Regions from separate parts of the Mus musculus genome. Here region 1 is linked to region 2. The links are chromatin contacts, found by Hi-C or POLR2A ChIA-PET in ENCODE. All regions are on one chromosome and are shown on one strand. The core of a region is the stretch at or near the end of the contact, and the rest is flanking DNA. Distances in the headings are between cores, read along the strand shown. Region 1 holds the start of Zfp787 (zinc finger protein 787). Region 2 holds the start of U2af2 (U2 small nuclear ribonucleoprotein auxiliary factor (U2AF) 2).

Region 1 (4,084 bases), core at 685-3,184, 1.1 Mb before region 2:
CCAAGCTTGACAACCGGAGTTAGACTCCCAAGACTCACATGATAGAAGAGGACCAACCAACTCCTGATAGCTGTTCTCTGACCTTACATGCACATGCATGGACACACACACACACACACACACACACACACAGTGCCTGCAAACCCCAGAAATGGAAAAAAAAATAATCCCACACAAATCAGATACAAAAAGTGACTTGAGGATAGCTGGCTGGAGTTAGAGAAGGAGTACACCCTGAGCATCACGGTGGAGTCATAGTGGGAAAGGAGATAAGGAGATAGGAGGGGCAAAACAGAATTGCACATTTACTAGAGTTTAAACAAAAACAAAAACAAAAAAAGATAAAGTTTGGAGAGACAAGAGAAAGCCTGGGGTGCCCAGAGCCTTGGTTCCTTGTAGTTGTCACTGAAAGTGGCACAAAGCTGTTCCCGTTAGGGTTTCGTGGGTACTAGGTGAGTGTGTACCCCTGAGCCTTTGAGGCTCACCATGGAGAAAATATGTATCTTCAGATTACTTGGTTTAGCATTCTAAGAATTCCTCTGTGTGGCCCAGGACTCGGGATGGAACAGTAACTACCGTGGCTGTGTCTGATGCTGCCAGTTTGCCTTTTAGTTTTGTTAGCTTTGAGCCAGGAAGGGATAGTTAATTTTTTTTTTTTTTTTTTTTTTTACTGTCCTCCGTTTACTCTTTACCTTTGGGGCCATTTTAATACCCCTGCTGTGGGTTCGCCTTTAGCCTTTTGATCAGTTACAAGCAGCCTGTGATCTTTATCACCCGTTGAAAGGTCCTGGCTGGTTTATCTTTAATCTAACCACGGAAGTCCAGCGCTTGAACATGAATTACAGGCAGTTTGGACATTTTCCATTACAGGGCTCAGCATAGGCCTCCTCTTGAATTTTCTAACTCTCTACACATCCTTAACAGTCTGCTGAGCAAAGACTTCTGGAGCACCTTGCTAAGGAGATGGCTATGCTTTCCATTTTCTTAGCTTGTCCTCAGGTGTCATGTATCGTTTTGCCTGTGGGCTTTGCTTCTTTAGGCTGCCCAGGATTTTCTCTGGTGCAGGAGGAGTTTGTTTAAAAAGTCCATCCCTTACTTAGTCCAAGTGTCAGCAGCACCTGACGCCTGCTTTTGTAAAGGTAGTTACGTGATGATGATACCATTTGTCTCAGAGAAGCTGACATTGACTTTCAAGTTTCAAATTGTGCCTTGGAAGCAGATATCTGTAGAGGGTCCTTTCATTCCTTTTCTTCATCATCAGCATCCTCCAAACTGTGATGGACCTTTCTTCTAGGAGAGTAATAAGTCATAAACACTTAATTTGGAGCCCTACTCTGAAGGTTCGAGGTCATTCTTGCTATGTCACTTAGTAAGGTAATGTGACCTCTGGTTCTCTGCAAAACAGGCCGATTTCAAGATGAGGTCGTCCCAAAATGCAACCCGCACCGGAGGCTCGAGCGGAAACATTTTGGGGAAAAACTCCAGATCTCGTGAACCGAATTTTTTCTTGAGACCGGCGTTGGCCTGGAAGCGCCCCGGGGCGGAAGGGGTTACGATGATAGAGACGACAGGAGGACTGGAGTAGTGGGAGCGTCGCCGCGGGCAGCTCACCGCGCAGGCGCGAGCGACGAGGCTGGGTTGGGGGCCGCCCCGACACCCGGAAGTGTGCGCCTAACGGGTCGAGCCCAGCCTTCTGTCCGGGGAGGGGGCGGGGCCCGAGCCCCTCGGAGCGAGGCGCCATAGAGCAAAACGGAGGACCTGGGTCCTAGATAATTCCGGAAGTAGCGTCCCGAGGCGCCTTTCCGTACCATAGAGCCGGAGGGGGTAGCGGTCAGGGGTCCTGGAGCTCCTCTGCCTAGAGTGGCGAGGTAGCGGTGGCGGCCTGGGAGGGGGAGGAGAGGGAGAGGCGCGAGCGGAAGCGGCCGGGAAGGTCACTTCCGGCCTGGGCGCCCGTCCCCCTGACCCCAGGGTCTGAGTCGCCGCTGCCGCCGCTGCCACCATCCGCGAGGCAGGCGAGAGGAAGAGTGCGGCGTGACGGCCCCGGGGCCGCGGAGGTGAGGGCGGCCGCGGGCTCAGGGGGGCGTGCGCCGAGTGGCTGGGATGAGAGCGCGTCGGGAAGCTGGGCTTCGGACGGGGGTGGGTGGGGAGGCGGGAGGGCGAGCGCGGCAGAGCGGACTAGTGCGCGTGCGTGTCGTGTTAGGGGTGTGTGTGGGGGGGGTGGGCGTGAGCGGGCGCGCGGCCGGGGAGTTCGCGCGCGCGCGCGGGAGAGATTGGCGCCGCGGCCTGGGACAATGCGCGTGCGCTACTCCGGCGGCAGTGCTGGGCCGGCAGGCACCTGGGTTATCCAACCGGTGGGGTCCGGGCCACCCGGACTGGACTTGCAGCCGGTCATGGCCGGAAGTGCCAGGGACTTGTTGCGGGGGCGAGGCTTGATGTGGGGAGAGACCCCGCCGCCTGGATTGGGCTGACCGGAAACGGCGGCCCATGGTCAGTCTCGGCCCAAGTTCTCCCAAGTCCTCTCCTTCCTCAAATCGAGTCGCCTGGCCCGTTGCTGCCTCGGGGGCCATGCGCTGGCCTTTGATCCAGCGAGTAATTACGGGATGCAGGTGGCGGGAGGCTCATTCATCTATTTCCCCCGCGCGTGCTGACCGGCGGCAGGAAACACGTCCTGGGAGGGGAAGCGCCAGGCCAAGGTCAGCACCGTGTGGGTCGTCCTGGGCCGCCTGGACTGTTGCCTTCCTCCCCTGGGCGGACACAGGGCTGGGTCCAGCGCGGAGCCCCGCCCCTTAGCAGACCTCCCGCCTCCACCTCCAATCTGTACAAGAGTTAGGTCATAGGGTGACCCCCAAGCCCCGGGAATGTGTGCCCCAGCACTTACAAAAGGTCAGTCGGAAAAGTGATCCACAGACGAAGAAGTGAGTGGGGAGTGAACTGACACCTGTCTTAACACCAGGATAGGAAAATGAACATGAACTGGGGTTGGAAAGCAGGAGCTGAGACCTGACCCAGGACGACCTTAGGCGTTATTGCCCAGGTCGTTATTAAAAACGCAGACCTGATGGGTTCCCCCAACCCCTTAATTTCTGATTCAGGCTCCATGTTTGGCGTTGTTGAGAATCTAGCTGAGATCTGGCCTCTGCTCTGGGGAAAGCTTTAAGCCTCTTGGGTCAAGTGCAGGTAACTTTCCCCTCCTGCTTCTCTGGAGTCACTGAGTGCTGTGCTGCCATGGCCCAGAGAACTTTCACATTAGATTCTGACTTGGTTTATCTCATGTGTTCTCCATCTGAGCAGAGAAGGGTATATCCTCAGGCTTGGCCCATGGTGAAATTCAAGAATGATTTGCAGCTACTGGGAATATTGCCCACGAGCTCTGAAGCTCAATTCCTCGCTTCAGCTCCTAAGTTCTGCAGCCATAGATAAGAAATTTCATGCCATTCCTCACGAGGACACAATAGAGGTGTTAAAGTGATACACCCAGAGCAAGGGTTTTCATACTTTTGCTTTCAGGCAAAAGTTCAAAAAGTCTCTGGAGCCAGCTCCTGAGTTCCAATTTTGGCTCGTTTATGGTTCCGTGACCTTGGATGTGTCACTTCCCCCTTTCCCAGGCTGTTTCCACTACTTAATTGTTACACTGTTACAGTTCCCTGACTATGCCCAGTCCATCAAGACTACAAACTCCACTAACCCCAGGGCATTGAATTTCACTGGTGGGGATGTGGGTTGGAGGGCTGTTCTCAAGGTTTCCATGGGCCAGGCCTGCTGGTGGGTGACACTGGCCAACTTGACAAGGCTCTTGTAGTTCTTGTTTTGCAGTAGCTTAGGACAATAGGGAGATATGCCAGAGTGTCCCTGAGCGTTTTAGGCCCTACAGGACGTGGATGCTGAGTCTTGGACAAGGGGACCCTGAGACTTATGGGAGATGGCAGAATGTATAGAGCTCAAGGCCATCAGTAACTCTGTAGTCACTAATGGGCACCCATAGCTCTGTGGGTCCCAGACACACTTCACAGACTTTCCAAACCCACATTGTCATCCTCTGACTGACTAGGGATGCACCAGGTGTTGGGCCTCCATATTTAGGAGA
Region 2 (4,435 bases), core at 1,710-4,209:
TGAAATCTTTAACTCCTTTACTAATACTAAAAAAGCAAAAAAAAAAAAAAAAAGCCCAGCGTGGTGGCGCACTTGGGAGGCAGAGGCAGGCCGATTTCTGAGTTCGAGGCCAGCCTGGTCTACAAAGTGAGTTCCAGGACAGCCAGGGCTACATAGAGAAACCCTGTCTCGGGGAAAGAAAAAAAAGCAGTGAAGCCCAGACTGAAATTGTAATGCAAGTAAGTTAGGTACCAGGCTGTATTCTGGAATGAATACCAAGCAAAAAACATTCAGTACAGAGTCTGGGTTCAACTACTAACAGAAAAGAATTTGCATGCATACATGCAAAGAATAAAATAAAACAATCAAGAGCTAGACAGAGGCAAGAACTGTGGAATATTGAGACAAGCACAGAACCAGGCAGCTCTGGCTCCACACCACGAAGAGGGGCCACTTACAAATCCCAAATGTCTTCCCTGCTGCTAAGTCTCAAAAACAAAGAACCCCAGAGATGAAGTGACAATACCAAGGGCCTAGGACACAAACTCCCAGTAGACTTAAGGAACTGAGAAGGGGGCTAAAGTTGAGATAGAGTGAGGCTGGGTCAGAGACAAATACCCATAGGCAAGCAAGGTGACAAAGTGGTCAAGCTTTCTTCCAGCAAGACAAGAACCTTCTCCCACATAATGATGCTGGACAGTTAAGAAAAGGAAACTTCACTTGCTCAAAACGCTATAATGTAGTTGTCTTATGTACACAACTCCAACAACTGGCCCTTCTAGGCCAGGTCTCAGGCCCTGTTGCCAACATCAGCAGGGACACTCGAGAACTACAAGGAACTGGCTTTGCAGTCAGAGATCTACACAAAAGCAGGAACTTAGCTTTAACATCCATTTTCCCCTTCCTTGAATGAAAGTCAAATCTACACTACCCAGGTCTCATGAGGGAGTAAAATTTGCCATCCACTTTACCCACCCTTCTATAACAACACCAGTCTATTTGAGCCAAAATCCACCTATCTTCACAATACCAATTATAGCTAGTTAGGCACCTAGCATAACCCAAGCCACATGCTATATATACACACTGCTCCATTTCAACTCAGCTCCAGCTTTCCAACTAATGCTTGGAGCATTTTCTCTTAAGAGAAAATAAAAATAAAAACTAAATGAGCCTCAGTTTCCTGCTCAATAAACAGAAAACTATTTTGTCCTCAGAAGACTGTTACAAGTAATTCACTTAGAACTGTTTAGAGCCTGGTGGTGGTGGCTCACACCTCAAGCAGAAGGCAGAGGCAAGAGGATCTCTGTGAGTTCAAGGACAGCTCGGGCTACACAGAAACCTGAAACCTTCTCAGAAAAAAGCAGATTTTAAGAGTTTAACAAATTTCCTTGCCTTGACAAGGAAGGAGTTTAATTACAACTATAGTCAGTATGTACCACTAATTTCAAAAACCCAGTAAACAAAGCATCGATGATCAGCATACAGGTAACAGATTAGACTGTCAGATAAAGAGTAATGAAGGTATTTGAACTCAGGTATGTTCAATCCCTAAGCCCTATACTCTAAAGCAATACACTACTCAAAGCAGAAAAGCTCACCAAGGACACTCAGAATAATTACTTTTCCACGTGTACTGTTTTAGCTACTCTCTCCTCAATTCCAGCTTCATTTCAAATAATTCTCAAGGTCTCATCCAGTGCCCCAACACAAGACAGCTTAAGTCTCAACCCTCAAGAAATTTAAACTCTTCGGTCTCAAAAAAGAAGAGGTTGTAGAGAATGTCTTGTAAATCAACGTTTTCCTCGGTATCCCTAAATCCGCCAGCACCAACATAGCCTGCTTGCCTTTCTGATCCAAATTCATAGTACAAGATCTTACCTTGGGAGCACCTGCCTCCACTAACCTGTTAATGGGCCAGCTCCCTCTTCCCCATTCTGTTGAATATTTTACAATCCCTATAGTGTAACTGGCTTTAGGTACCCGAGTTTGGAATGATACAGGACCTGGGCTTTGCCTAAAACCGATAAGTTTAGGGATTGTTAGGGATATGGAAAACAGATATTGTCTGCCGCCAAAAAAAGCCCCAAGGCATACATGATTTATGCTCAACAGGAGCACAAAGAACGCAGACTTCCCTCTTTGGCGGGCAAACAAGTGTAGGACACATTTTTATCTAAGACACCGCAAAGCCGGAGACGGAGACGGAGACAGAAACATCGAGGTAGGAGAGTTCTGGAGAAATCAAAAAAATATGAACAGGCTCGAAACCTACAAGCAGCGGGAGATTGCACTGCCAGTCCACGTGAAGGAAAAGGAAAGGAGGGGGGGGGGCTGATTCACCACCGCCATTTTGGAAACAAAGGGGGCGTGGAGAAAAGAAAAGTACGCACGACCGGAAGCGGAAGTGCCAAGGCAGCAAAAGAAAATGACAGAATTTAGAGACCAAAATTCATCTTTCTCAAGTAAAAGACAAAAATTTAAAACGACAACAGAAAAGCTTCACATTACGGAATCCCGCGCGCTCTCAAGGCATCTACTTAACAAAACGCGCCGCCTCCGCCGAGACCACGTGGGCGCGGGCTATTGCGGCGCGCACGCGCCCTGAGCCTCGCCCGCCACCCCTTCCCTCAGCGCCGAGAGGAGGTCACGTGAGCTCGGCGCGCGCGGCACGGACGGGGGGGTGGGGGGGTAGCGTGCGGCCCTAGGGAAGCGAACAAGAGAGGGAAATGGCGGGGGGGCACAGGGCGAAGCAAGAAGCCACCCCACAACCCCGGCGCCCTCACCTTGTTTATTCTCGTTGAGCTGCCGCTCGAACTCGTCGAAGTCCGACATGCTTAGGCGGCCGCGTAGGGCCCTGTGCAGCTCTCGCCTCGCCTTGCCGCCCGCCCGCTCCGGCTACTTCCGCCGCTGGCTTCGGCTACTTCCGGCCCCCGCCGGCACTCCGTCGCCTACCTAATCAAGCCCCAAGCCCCGCCCCTCCCAGGCTCCACCCCCTCGTCCCGCCCGACCCGCCCCCCCCCGGAACTTCCCCGAGCTCGGCTCCGAAGCCTGTCGGCTGTTCTCGGACGGAGCAGTCGGAAGGCGGCGGTCGCCGTCAAAATCACCCGAAGCGAGGATTATGCCGGCTGCCCGAGTTTCGGTAACTTTTCGGAAACTAGCGTTTCAACGTTCGGAGGATTCCGCGAGTCTTCGCGTTCCCCGACACCAGCCCCCTCTAAAGACACGGATTTTCCTACAACTCAAACCGTCTGTCTCTGGCCTCCTCTGGAAATCCGTCCCACCCCTCGCCGACCCTGTCCAAGCGGTCAGTCACTTCCAACAATCCTAACCGTCCGGGCCTTCGGCTCTTTCCGAAGGTTTCCAGCGCTCGCTCACCGCCCCTCTAGAGATTAAGCCCGATTCTAGTCTTCGGCTCTTTCCGGAGGCGCCACAGGGTCACTCCGCCCCTTCCGGAGAATATCGGTCCCTTCCGCCACTGCTTCGGGAAGGTCTCACGCCCAGGAGGGAAGTTCGGCTCTTTCCGCTCTTGCTTCGGCTCCTTTCGGCTTAAAGACCCGAAAAGGGAGGGAGGACTGATGGGAGGTGGGCCAGATAGCTACGGGGGAGGGGGCGGGGTCTCAGCTTTCGGTCCCTAGCTCTCTAGGAGAAAACTGAAAAAACTGACCTCGCGGAAGGCCAGAGAAAGTGTGTGGGACAGTAGCAGCCAGTGCGACAAAGGGTGTTCGAGGCCGCTGCGGAGGTTGTTAGCTCAGCTTGGGACGCCTGCGCACGGTGATTGGAGAGGGGTTTCTGCGCCTGCGTAGCGGTCTAGGGCACGTTTTTCTCAGCGCTCCGGAGGATCCGCCATTCTAAATCCACATTGCGCGTGCGCCCGATCTCCTCCCACACACCCCTTCCCCCACCGCCAACCTCAGCCCCCAAGGCACTAACTTCAAGACGGTTAAACCTGACTGCTCTCTCCCGGTTGCCAAGGCAATCGCGTTAAATTGTCCGCCCCTGCTCCTGCTGCGCAAGCGCCGAATGTGACACCTCCGAGAGATCTCCTGACCCCTGGCGGGCAGGCGGAAAAGAGTCTACCCAGCGCCCCGGTACCTCCTCCGGGCTGGCTCAGCTAAACGTTCATTGAATCAATGCCCCAGGCGCTGCCTTCTTAAAGTCGTCTTACCTCAGTTTCTCCTACTGCTCCGCTTCCCACCTCTGCCTCCTGGGGCTAATTACACCCTACCCTCCCCAACCTCTCTAGAGGCTTCTGGCTGAGCGCTCCTGTCCCAGTCTCCGTGGCGACGGCCACCCCTTCCCAGCATATTCCCTTCCTAGTAAGACCTGGGGCCCAGTTTATTGAAAATTTTCATGTCTCTTTAATTTAAACTCTCAGAATAATACTCTGTCTTTGCATGGGATGCAGATGGGCTACTCCTGGCTAAGGAGGCCTAGCTGGCAGCCCCTGCGGGGT

Evidence for each region. Hi-C counts contacts between places; a loop is a spot of excess contacts on that map. ChIA-PET counts read pairs that join two places held with the same protein, here RNA polymerase II (POLR2A).
Region 1: a loop to region 2 is called in a map of v-Abl transformed pro-B cells, with 2.2 times the contacts of the local background. The contact joins the promoter of Zfp787 here to the promoter of U2af2 in region 2. A Hi-C loop is called at or near these places in 1 of 37 maps with a recorded cell type or tissue (v-Abl transformed pro-B cells). POLR2A ChIA-PET finds 5 or more read pairs at or near these places in 2 of 5 experiments (Patski and embryonic stem cell).

Annotation. Positions count from the first base shown.
Region 1 is chr7:6,153,815-6,157,898 of GRCm38, reverse strand. Zfp787 (zinc finger protein 787) reads left to right here and starts at 1,934. Exons shown (of 3, transcript NM_001013012.2): 1 at 1,934-2,054. Gm36371 (a long non-coding RNA gene) reads right to left here and starts at 680. Exons shown (of 2, transcript XR_391130.2): 1 at 1-680.
Region 2 is chr7:5,060,667-5,065,101 of GRCm38, reverse strand. U2af2 (U2 small nuclear ribonucleoprotein auxiliary factor (U2AF) 2) reads right to left here and starts at 2,959. Exons shown (of 12, transcript NM_133671.3): 1 at 2,766-2,959. The coding sequence starts at 2,814. It overlaps Ccdc106 (coiled-coil domain containing 106), which reads right to left. Exons shown (of 5, transcript NM_146178.2): 5 at 4,317-4,435.